2 separate regions of the Homo sapiens genome follow, and region 1 is linked to region 2. A link is a contact called in ENCODE Hi-C or POLR2A ChIA-PET data. All regions are on one chromosome and are shown on one strand. The core of a region is the stretch at or near the end of the contact, and the rest is flanking DNA. Distances in the headings are between cores, read along the strand shown. Region 1 has its middle 97 kb from the start of JCAD. Region 2 holds the start of JCAD (junctional cadherin 5 associated).

Region 1 (5,975 bases), core at 1,129-3,628, 96 kb after region 2:
CATGACCTTTCCAGGTGACTGCCACCTGCCCTTCAGACTTTGATGATGGTTTTTTTTGTTGTTTTTTTTTAAGCTTAGGCAATGACAGCTACATAATTGCTGATGTCTAGCCAACAGTGACTATAAAACACTGAATGTAAGACATCTATAAATTTCAGAAGCATTGAAACATCTAAAAATATATAATTTTAGAATTAATTTAAAAATGAGATATGAAGGTGCTCTTTAAACTTAGAAACACAGCTAAATGAGGAGTTATTAATGTGGCCTTGTAACAGCTGTTGTCACCCAGGACTGAGCAGTTGGCGTGTGTATGTATATTGTGCTGAAGTGGCTATGTTGTCTGGGGTATATACCCTGGATTCATCCTCTCATGCCAGGAAAATTTAGGACAGGGACACACGAGGAGTTTAGGAGTGGAGGTTTAACGGACAGAAGAAAAGAGAAAGAAGAAGAGCTCTCTCTATAGAGAGAGGGGTCTTCCGAACGGAAAAGACCATCTGGTAGCGGATGAACCCAATTTTACAGTCTGGCTTGAGGAGACAGTGTCTGATTTGCATAGGGCTCACAGATCGGTTGGATCAGGTTTGACATTTACATAGCGGGGGCGGGGGCGGGAAGGCTGGTCATCCCACCCTAATCTTACTATGCAAGTGAACTCTTCCCTTGGTTGGCGCCCTCTTGTCTGCTCCTTACTGTACACGTGGCTGGCTGAAAAGGGAAGATGGAGCCGCCATCTTGAACATGTCCAGTCCCTAGTTCCTGCCAGCATTCCCCCATGCAAGCTCCCAACTTGCTTGTCTGTGTCTGCAGCTCAACTTTACGGGCTGCTCTTCGTTAGAAAATGATTTGGGGCTGCTTTTCATTAAAAACAAAAGCCTCACTGAGGACTCCCATACCCTATCTGCCTAAGTGATTTCTTTTTAACCCCTATATCAGTGCCATTTTGACCCAGTCATTTTGATGAGTTCATTTTGACCTCATTTGACAATTTTTCATAGCTTTAATCACAGCATTAAATGTTGGAGTGATTTGTATGCTACCAGGAAATGAAAGCAACAGACACCGTCATCATCTCCACCCCCATCCCATCGCTTATCTTGCTCTGGAGTCTGACCTTGTCCATTGCCCCACACTCTCCTGGAGCTTGAGTCTTATCCTGAGGGAAGGTGGAGTGAAGCCCAGACAGGGTCAGGGTGCCTTGATTTAAAAAGCTGCCGTCCGTGGGCAGGTGGGCTTTGGGTATCAGTGGGACTGGGATTGGGGGAGGGCCACTGTCTGGACTCTAAAAGGGAACATTTACATTTAGGGTTAGAAAGAGTATGACAACCATGATTGACAAGACAGAGCATTGGTGGCTGAACCAAGATCAAGTACTAAACTGTATTAGTGTCTTCTCACACTGCTATAAACAAATACCTGTGGCTGGGTAATTTATTTTAAAAAAAGGAGAGAGAGAGATTTAATTGGCCCACAGGTCCACAGGCTGTACAGGAAGCATGGTGCTGGCATCTGCTCAACTTCTGGGAAGGCCTTAGGAAACTTTCAGTCATGGCAGAAGACAAAGGGGAAGCAGGCACGTCTTACATGACTGGAGCAGGAGGAAGAGAGGGAGTGGGGAGGTGCCACACACTTTAAAATGACCAGATCTCATGAGAACTCTATCATAAGAACAGCACCAATGAGATGGTGCTAAACTGCTCATGAAGGTTCCACTCTCCCATGACACAGTCACCTCCCACCAGGCCCCACCTCCAACATTGGGGATTACAGTGTGACATGGGATTTGGGTGGGGACACAAATCCAAATCAAATCAGTTAGCATTAGCCAAGAACACGTGGGGAATTCAAAGAGTTAAACAAATCAAGTCCCAGGCAGCACTAATTATCTGAGTACAATGATCAGCACATCTGGGTTGAAGACCTTCTATATACTTCCTCCCAGGGCAAGTACTGGATAGGGGATGGGCTGGCCCAAGTCTAAAGAAATGAATAGTAGATGAACTATAGCTGAAAGAGGTGAAGAGAACTGGGCCCGTGGTGGAGTCTGATTACTCCTGGTACACATGCAAGGCTGACACAGGCTCCGATACACTTTGAGCATCTTCATGCAAAGCAGAGTTCTTTCTCTGGCTCTCAGAAGGATTTTCTGATTATTTTCCATGGTCTTTCCCTGGAGTTGCCATGACTATCCTCAGTGGGACAGCTTAATTCCAGGTGTAGAAACAACAATAGATGCAGTTTCATCCAAAGTTGTTGAACCCAAGAAAAGATGATGACAACTCAAAACAAAAATGAAAGTTTCTTTAAGGCATGGCCACCTCACAGTCACACTCACAGCTGGAGTTTCCTGCTAACGTGACCCTTGAGTCTTTGGAGGTCCGGGCCAACTGACAAAACAATTTGTTCATGATGGTGGCTCAGTGACAAAGAGGAAATCGCTCATGGACTGCTGGGGCAGCCAAACCTGTCCAAAGAACACAGCTTTGTGGTACTGTAGCCACAGGGAACTACTGGGCGAGGAATTCTTTTATTTTCCACAGTGAGTGATCCAAAGATGACAAGCTCTGCAGGAAATCCTGGGTCCTATATACCTATATATATCCCCACCGCTGGTCCTATTCAGTCCTAATCAAGGACCATATCATCAATGAGCTTATCCACAATGACAAAGAAGAAAAACAAAACCCAGGTTGCAAACCCCTGCACACAACTTGCTTTTGACAGCACATCCCAGCGTTCTCCAGGAAAGAGGAAGCTATGGAAATGTTTAGTACAAGTAGCAGCAGGGCAGAGAGCTGCGGGAAGCCTGGCGTTGAAGGAATTGTTTTTATTTTTATTACTTAGTTGAGTTCATTTTGGTTACCTTTTTGGGCTGGTCAAAAAGTAAAGTTTTTGATTGGTAAGTCAATTTTTTTTTAGAAGTCAAAGAACACACACTATAATGAGGCCACATAATTAAGCAGTTTCTAATTTCCAATAAAATAAACTAAATTTATGGGCAGAAATTATCAAAGGCTTATCTACTTCACACAAGGCCAGAATAACTTCCATGACTTTATTAATGATTTCTTAGATATTATTCCCTCTTGCTGATGGGATGGTAACTTCTTTGAATGTATTATATGACACAGACCATCTTAGCAGACTGCAGTGAGGGATTATCCTGCTAGCCTTGAAGGAGGGAACTGTTGTGTGGGGAGGGGACCATGTGGCAGGGATCTATGGGTGGCTTCTGGAAGCTCAGAGTGGCCCCCAGCTGACAGCCAGTGAGAAAATGGAGACCTCAGTCCTACAATCTCAAAGAATTGAGGCCAGGCATTGTGGCTCAAGCCTGTAATCCCAGCACTTTGGGAGGCCGAAGTGGGCAGATCACCTGAGGTCAGAAGTTCAAGACCAGCCTGGCCAATATGGTGAAACCTCGTCTCTACTAAAAATACAAAAATTAGCTGGGCGTGGTGGCAGGCATCTATAATCCCAGCTACTTGGGAGGCTGATGCAGGAGAATAGCTTGAACCCGGGAGGCAGATGTTGAAGTGAACCGGAATTATGCCACTGCACTCCAACCTTGGTGACAGAGTGAGACTTCATCTCAAAAAAAAAAAAAAAAAATCAAAACCAAAAAACCCTCAATGTTATGTGAGCTTGGAAGAGGACCCGGAGCTCCAGAAAGGAATGTAAGGCCACTGATCCCTTGATTGCAATATTTCTCTGCTACCAATGCAGCAATGAACCACCTGATACATGCATGCATTTCTTTTTTTTTTTTTTTTTTTTTTTTTTAAGAGATAGGGTCTTGCTGTCTCTCCTAGGCTGGAGTACAGTGCTGTGATCATAGCTCACTACAGTCTCAATCTCCTGGGCTCTAGTGATCTTACCTTCTCAGCCTCCTATGTAACTGGAACCACAGGCCCATGTCACCATGCCTGGCTAATTTTTAAATTTTTTGTAGCAGTGAGATCTTGCTATGTCACCCAGGCTGGTCTCAAACTCCTGGCCTCAAGCTATCCTCTCCCTTCACCACCCAAATTGCTGGGATTACAGGCATGAGCCACCACATCCAGCCTACATGCATGGATTCCTCAAGGGCAGAGTATACAAAGTGGATATTGTTAATGAACATTTCCAGTTGCCCTTCATGGCTGTACCAATTTACACTACTGGTACAGGAATGTACCATGACCAAGCATGACCAACCATGTTTGGGAATGTCCAGTCCTCCACCTCTTACCAGCGCTTGATATGAACATATCTCTAATTACTAATGAAGTTGAGCTTCTTTCTTATATTTCTTGGCCATTTGGTTTTCCTCTTCTGTGAAATGCCTTTTTATATCTTTTGCCCATTTTTCTATAGGGTTATTTATCCTTTTTTAAGTTGATTCATAGACATCATTTTGTAAATCCTGAATAGTAATCCTTTTCCTATTGTATAGATTGCAAATATGTCATATTCGAAATCTGTAACTCATACTTTTTCTAAAACTTGTTTATGATTTTTCTGACATACAGCTTTTAATTGTTTATATGTAGTCACATTTATTAATGTTTATGTGTTTTGATTTGGTGCTTTATTTTATTTTGCTAGTCCTTCCTACCCCAAGATTGTAAAAAATATTATTCTATATTTTCTTACAATATTTTAATAGATTTGTTCTAATGTCTTCACTTTCATTCCATATGGAGTTGATTTAGAGTCATCCACTCTTCTACTTACCCCAAGCTGAAGTCCAACCTTATCATCGCTCCTGATATTGTGTTGGGCAAGGTCCCAGTGATTTCTACATTGCTGAATCAAAAAGACACTTTTAAAGCCAGGTGCAGTGGCTCACACCCGTAATGCCAATACTTGGGAAGCTGAGGCAGGTGAGGCAGGAGCATCACTTGAGTCCAGGAGTTCAAGACCAGCCTACACAATACAGTGAGACTCTCTCTCCAAAAATATTTTTTAAAAAAACGTTCTGCAGCCTCATGCTATTTTTTTTTTTAATTTCTCAATAGCATTTGTCAGCAATGAGCACATCATTTGTTTTTTAAAACCCTTTCTTGGCCCCTGGGACAGCATATTGTTCTAGCTTTCTGATATGGTTTGTCTTTGTGCCCCCACCCAAATCTCATCTTGAATTGTAATCCCCAGGTATTGAGGGAGGGACATGGTGGAAGGTGATTGGGTCATGGGGGTGGATTCCCCCTTGCTGTTCCCGTGATAGTGAGGGAGTTCTCTCCAGATCTGATGGTTTTATAAGGGGCTCCTCCCCTTTGCTTACTTCACTCACTCTCTTTTGCCTCCTGCCATGTAAGACGTGCCTTTTCCCCTTCCACCACAATTGTAAGTTTCCTGAGGCCTCCCCAGCAATGAGGAATTGTGAGTCAATTTAACCTCTTTTCTTTAAAAATTACCCAGTCTCAGGTATGTCTTTGTAGCATTGTGAAAACAGACTAATTCACTTTCCCTTCATCTCTCTGGCCACCTTGGTCCCTTTTATTATCTTTATTGAGTCATCTTCCTCTTTCTAATCTCTAAGTGTGGGTATTTCTCAAGGTTTGGTTCTGAGCTATCTTCTCTGTCTCTCCCTTGGGGAATCCAAGCCTTACATAATCTCTATAATGATGTCTTCATTACATCTCTAGCCTAGATGTCTTTCCCAAGTTACAGTTTTGTACATTCTGATACTCACCTAACATTTCTCTTTGGATAATCTACAGCCATCTCAACTGAACAACTTAACATGTTCAAGAAGGAAGCCTGGATTCTCAGACTGTATTCCAAACCTGTTCTCTCTCTTTGTCACTCCTGTGGCCCAGACCATACACGTACACATCATCCTTGGGTGTTTCTTTTTCCTTTCTTCTTGTTTTTTTCCCCCATATCCAATTTGTCATCAGTCCTGTCAACTTTATCTACCAAATATTCCCTGATTGGCTCTGCTGCCCTCTGCCTCCACTTCCCCTCCTCGTCCAGGCTGCTGTTGTCTC
Region 2 (6,494 bases), core at 1,556-4,055:
CATCTTCAATTCAAATCAAGATAATTGAGGTTTTAGTATCTGGGGGAGGGGTTCCTGTATTTTTCTAAACACCATTTAGTGTTTAAAGCATATATCAAAGCCCAACACCTCCCCTCCCTGGGCTGCTGGCGTTTGCAAGTCAGTGGACCTCAACATTCCTTCCATCAGCAGGCCCTTGAAACAAAGCACAAGAGCAAGGTTTTAATGAGAGAGATAACCCTTCTCATCCAAAGGAGGAAAAACAACATCTGTTAAAAACCCAAGTAAACTGCAGTAATGGGTTCAGCAATAGGCCCAGAGGACTTCAGAGAGATAGTCTTTGCTTATCAAAATAAAAAACACAATAGAACAATTGTTTCACTCCAACGCTCTGTGTTCTAAACGCTCTCCAGATTAATTAGCATGGAGTTTCGCCAAGCTCATTAAAAGAAAAACTAAGGACTCCTAAGGATGACTGGTGTTTACTGTCCTCCCAAACTGGCCAGTGAGAACTTGGGGGAGCCACAGACTTCTGGGCTTTCTGTACTGATAACATTTCTAGGATTTATTTTTAAATTGCATGTTAAAAATTAGACTACAAGAATCTTTTCATATTTACTTTTTTTAAGTGAAAAAATTGGTCCTTATTTATTTTCCTTGTGTACCTCCAACCCTGCTACATTTTATAGCTGCCGAACAATAGACCACAGGCTTCTGGAATCTGTGACCACTCGATGAGCTATTTGATAACCCTGATGACTTTGTCAAGTCATCCAGAGCATGTGGACACTCAGGCCAAACTTCTTTTTTCCCCGAAACAGGCTTTCTCCACCCACCCAAATCCCCTAATTCTCCTGGGCCTGCCAAGGGCCTGACCTTCCAGTCTCTGCAGCAAAGGGTGAAGTTTTACAGGAGGAAGGCCCAGCAGATTAAAGGCCTCTGTTCAACAAATATTTGCTCGCCCACTCCAGGCGGAGTAACAGTTTCTTACATGCTGCATGCCCACAGTGACACTTAGAGACTTCAGGAAGCTTGTTAAGCTGGTGACTAAGAATTAGACACCTAATGTCAAGGTAAATAATTAAGTCCCAATCCACAGACGTTATGGAAAACCAAACCACTTTAACAAACTCCCAATGTCACACGAAAACCAACACAAGTCCAATGAAATAGAATCTGCATATGATTTCCAAAAAAGCCTGTATGCATTCTTGCTTTGCCGGGTGGTCTTAAAATTCTAAAATGAACTGACATTCCCAAAGTTTTACCTGTACAGCCCATGACCCTCAGTTCACACCATGCAGACTGCCTTTTTTTGCCAGAGCATTTCTGGCTGCCCGAATCCTACCCATCAGGCCCCTTCCCCCAAATCCCTGTATTTTGCAACCCTAGCCCTCAATCTCTGGGTTATCTATTCCTTGTAAATCTGAAAAGACAAAAGACCGGAGAAGGAAAACAAGTTGTGGGAGAAACATCACATTAAACTGTCAGGACAGGAAACCCTGGGAGTTGTGTGGTCTGCACCGCCCCACCCCTCTCCCCAAGACTAAGACCAAGCTACTAGATTTGGGGAGGGAATGAGGACACGGGAGGCGGGTGGAGTGCGTGCGGGGGTGGGAGAGTGGGTGTAGGTGTGGGGAGGTGATGTGCCCAAGCTAATTCCCCCAAGGCCTCTCTACTCCTTAAGCGCGTGGATGACCAAACACCAGGGCATGCCCAGGTAGCGCTGGCCTAAAGTTCTCGTTTTTATTTTCTTCTTCAGTAGTGAAATCACAGCTTCTTTACAAATGCCCAGAAGAATCCCAGGCGCTCTGCTTCTTGACGGAAGCGAGAGGGGCGCTTTTTAGCAGCTAGTGCTGGGCCCCACTGTGGCCAGGGCATCGAGGCAAACCCTGGCATTTTGGGGGTGAACGGACCCCGACTGGAGACGGGGGAAGTAGAGGGTGCCCGCGGAGATCTGAGCGCAGAGACCCTAGGAGGGCGGGTTCCAGATCCCATAAATGAGATAATTAACGGGATTTACAGCACTCCTAGGCGGGGCTCCTGCCCTTCTCCCATCCCACGCGCAGCCAGGAGCCGGGCGGCCCCGGGCACTCGCTGGGAGGCAGCTGCGATTAGCGCCCTAATCCCCAGCGCAGACCGCGCAGAGACCGGAGCGGGAGCGGGGCCGCGGCGGGAGCCCCCCACCGTCCCGGGCAGTCCAGACGGCCGGGGCAGCGTGGGAACTGGGACCTCGGGGACCCAGCGCGGCGGCTGTCAGCTCTGGGGTGAGGTCCGCGAGATCTGGGCGCGAGGGCGCGGGAGGGGTTGGTGGACACAGGCTGGGGAGGGCGACTTCGAGAGGGGAGTGAGTGACCCCGGCCCCCCAGGCCCTCCGCGCGCCGAGGGGCGACGCGAGCGCTAACGCCAGCCGCGGCCCGCGGTGCCCGCCCCGGGACCCCCGCGCTCCGAGCGGGGCACCTGAGGGGAGGGGACGCCCCTCCCGGGCTGGCAGGCGCCCTCCACCCCGAGGCTGCCGGGCTAGGCACCGCGCGGGGGGCCCAGGCGGGGCTGCGACTGGGGGTGCAGACATCCCCCACCGCCAGGGTGGCTGGAACCGGAGCGACGTCCCAGCTGGAGAAGTTGGGGGGAGTGCGGGAGGCTGCGGGTGAGGCCCGCGAAGCGCCGTGGGAGCGGCCCTAATGGACGGTGGGAGCCAGGAGGGTTAGACGCCGGGACTTACCGAGCGGCTCCCTCATGCCGCCTCGCGCCGCCACCGCCGCCGCTCCGGCCGGCCGGGGACCAGCGCGACCCGCCCCGCCTGCAGCCGCCGAGGCCGAGCATGCCCGGAGAACCGCCGTCCGCCCCGCCCACCGCCCGGGCCCGCCCCGCCCACCGCCCGGGGCTGCCTCCTCTGCGCTGAGGGCGGTATCCAGGCCACGAGCTTCCTAGGCTTTTGGGGTCCGCCTGCGTGGGTCGCGCAGAAGGCACAAGTGAGCTGACCACCATTCCCTCTTTTCTTGTCACTTGGGTTTGGGCCACGTCAACCCTGTGGAAATGTCCAAAGACACACACACTCTCACAGATACACAGAAAGCAAACATATTCATATCACACAAACACACAAAGATGTATGCAAACACACTCATATACACCCACACACAGATGCACACAAACACACTCACAGGAAACAGGCGCACACAAACACATATACAGGACACACAGGTGCACACACAGTCACAGACAAGTGCACACACACTCAAATACAGTCACACGCAGGTGCACACAAACACACCCATATACAGTCACGCACAGATGCAGCCAAACACACTGACACATATACATACATACATGGGAACACAGTATGGCTATACACACACACACACACACACACAAACGCACCCACATAACACATCGATATTATGAAGAGCAGAAAACAGTGATGGTGACAACAGCTTGGGATTTACTTCTTTCAAAAAAAAGTCTGAAGGAGTCTGGAAGCCACCTTCAGATCAGCTGGCCCATACTCTCCTGTGGCAGAGGAGGAAACTGATGACAGGAGCAGGATTTGCCTACAGGGCAGGGGTAGGAGGAGAGATAGGAGGAGGTCAGTGGGAGAGTTCAGACCAGAATGAACATTTGGGGTCATTTGGGTAACCCCAAACCCACTCCATATTTCTCTTACAGCGGGAAGGGGCAGAAAGATTAGACTGCTGCCTGGGTCTGCTCAGGGCGAACGTTTTCATAATTTTGGAAGGCAGACAGAAGACAAAAAATGTGAAATATTGCTGATGCATTGGGGAGAGACAGGGAATGTTAGTTAAGTCCACCCAGACAAAACATGGATGGCACAGCAGACTGGTGACCTTGCCAAATTAGTTTTCAGAAAACTACTTAGCCACATCATGATTTTAGGACTGTATTTGCTGTCGAAACACCAATAACTAACTTTTTTTGCTCTATTACCACATCTGAGCCCTTCCTATGTATTATTTCTTTTAATCCTCATCACAGTTTGATGATATGGGCACCACTTTACAGATGAGGAGTGGGCTCAGGGACGGGCACAGATGGCAAGCTGCAGAATCTAGCCCAAGACCCTCGCTCTGAACCACCAGAGCAAGGTCGTTTCTTTGTTCTCTTGAATCATATGTTCCTCATGGTTAGTAGCAACGTATAATCTAACACAGCATAAAAGCTAAACACACTATTGCTGGAAAAGAACGAACAATGTAATTGAATGTTGTATTGTGCATTATCAGGAGTGCGTGGGAGGAAACCAGATGGTGGCGATAGGAGCAGGCAGCATGATTAGGGGCTCGAGAACCAGGTAGCTCAGGTCCCGGGCTTGGCTTCTCTGCCACTTTCTAGATGTGGTACTTTACTTCTGTTAGCCTCACTTTCCTCTCTAACAAAGTGGGGGTAATGATGGTTTGCATCTCATAGGAGAGTCATGAGAATTCAATGAGATGATGCCTTCTTATCACTTAGTTCAGGTACATGTAATAGTCAAGAAAATGGTGGCCGGGCATGGTGACTCATGCCTGTAATCCCAGCACTTTGGGAGGACAAGGCAGGCGGATCACCGGAGGTCTGGAGTTCGAGACCAGCCTGGGTAAGATGGTGAAACCCCATCTCTACTAAAAATACAGAATTAGCCGGGCGTGGTGGCAGGTGCCTGTAATCCCAGGTACTCGGGATGCTGAGGCAGGAGAATCACATGAACCCGGGAGGTGGAGGTTGCAGTGAGCCAGGATCATGCCACTGCACTCCAGCCTGGGCAATAGAGTGAGACTCTGTCTCAAGAAAAAAAAAAAAAAGAAAGAAAAGAAAATAGTAGCTACTACCATTAACACTTGTACAGCTACTGCTGTTTGACTTGGAACCACCAGGGAAGACTTTGAAGGACAAGTGGATTGTGGCTAGGGAGAGACACAAAGGCTGGGAAAATAGGATTCGACAAAATTTAAAAGATAGAAAAGGAAATGCAGACTTTTTTTTTTTTTTCTGGGGAGTCACAGTTATTAACAGCAGTGATATTACTTCTTGTCAAAAAAGCATCATTCGATGATGGATTTCTTCAATGACTTATAGAATTCCTGTTTCTCCTCAATTTGCCAACTCAATGAAATAACTTTGTCCTGGGGTGGAGCACCTCTATGTGCCCAGCATGGTGCAGACACCTAGGGAGCCAAGTATTCCTGCTAGAACATTTATCAGTCAGTGAATTGAGATTAGGATGTGTTTCCCCACAGAACAATGTCATATTGTTGGGTTTCTAGGTCAACCCCATGGAAGTTTTATAATGTACCTAAGGGCTGTAGAGTTGCAAAACAACAGAGTAGGGTTGCAGTAAATCAGAAAACAACACTGATTCAATGCTAGGAGCTAAGCTAAACCAAACCAAATCAAGTTTAATAAGAAATTGTATTTTAGCAGAAAGGCTGGCAAAGGCAGATTCAATTAGGGGAATGTAATGGGATTGAAATACTGGAGATTCTAGAGAAGATGACTTCACAATTTCAAGATGCTTGTAGTTTCTTGACCCTGGCTCTTTATCCTAACATCCTCATTTCAAAATGTTTGGCTTCCGTCTTTCCTCAGTACTGATGTATCCCTAGCCCTGCTCTAATGTTTTCCTGGCATGACTAAGGCCATTTCAAACAAAGAAGCAGAATGAAAAGATGGAGAGAGAAGATGGTGGTGAGGCTGTGGATGTGGGGAGAGGGGCAAGCAGAAAGGTGGAAAGCTTTTCTAAAGATCTGGGAATAGAATTAACAAAGAGGAAAGAGGGTGTATTATTCTATTCCCATGCTGCTAATAAAGACATACCCAAGACTGGGTAATTTATTAAGGAAAGAGGTTTAATGGACTCACAGCTGCACATGGCTGGGGAGGCATCACAATCACGGTGGAAGGCAAAGGAGAAGCAAAGGCGCGCCTTACGTGGCAGCAGGCAAGAGGGCATGTGCAGGAGAACTACTCTTTATCAAACCACCAGATCTCATGAGACTTATTCACTATCACAAGAACGGCATGGGAAAAACCCGCGTCCATGATTCAATTACCTCCCACTGGGTCCCTCCCACAACACGTAAGGACTATTACAACCCAAGGTGAGATTTGGGTGGGACACAGAGCCAAACCATATCAGAGAGTAAGGTTGAAAAGATGCATGAGTATGAGCAGGTGATTAATCATAAATGTAGGAAGATAATAAAGATAAAAGGTAATGAGGAAAATCCACTGGGCCAGTTTCCACACCGGTCACCAGTACATGGACAAGGGATGGTGGGCAAGACGTGAGAGAAACAAGCCTAACCTCCTAATTCCCTTATCCCTACCCACTCCCATTTTCCTGCAATTTGGGTCTCTTGCTTCCACTTACTTGATCTTGGGAGATTTAAACACAGGAAAAAAAAAAAAACTCGCTTATGTGATGTAAAATATAAACTATGATTGAAAACAGCATTTAACATGAAGCTGTTAGAAGTCTGGCACAGCCCTGGGAGCATGTGCCAGGATCCAGCCCTGGA

Evidence for each region. A loop is a pair of places that touch in the nucleus more often than their neighbours do. ChIA-PET counts read pairs that join two places held with the same protein, here RNA polymerase II (POLR2A). Pooled maps may share reads with other maps.
Region 1: a map of heart right ventricle shows a loop between it and region 2 (1.9-fold over the local background). The contact joins the enhancer-like site here to the promoter of JCAD in region 2. A Hi-C loop is called at or near these places in 3 of 168 maps with a recorded cell type or tissue (Caco-2, PC-9 and heart right ventricle) and 6 of 50 pooled maps. POLR2A ChIA-PET finds 5 or more read pairs at or near these places in 1 of 52 experiments (activated T-cell).

Annotation. Positions count from the first base shown.
Region 1 is chr10:30,153,218-30,159,192 of GRCh38, forward strand. No RefSeq gene overlaps it. Among named protein-coding and RNA genes, the nearest start is that of JCAD, 97 kb to the left of the region's middle. RefSeq lists a silencer at 2,376-2,435. Within about 2 kb of position 2,379, at least 4 of the 41 ENCODE cell types and tissues checked have a DNase peak (open chromatin) inside an H3K27ac peak, as active enhancers do; they include heart right ventricle, where a contact is called at or near this core.
Region 2 is chr10:30,056,781-30,063,274 of GRCh38, forward strand. It overlaps JCAD (junctional cadherin 5 associated), which reads right to left and starts at 2,806. Exons shown (of 4, transcript NM_020848.4): 1 at 2,702-2,806. It overlaps LOC101929256 (a long non-coding RNA gene), which reads left to right and starts at 2,058. Exons shown (of 4, transcript XR_001747405.2): 1 at 2,058-2,246. RefSeq lists an enhancer at 1-464 and silencers at 2,749-2,918, 6,360-6,494.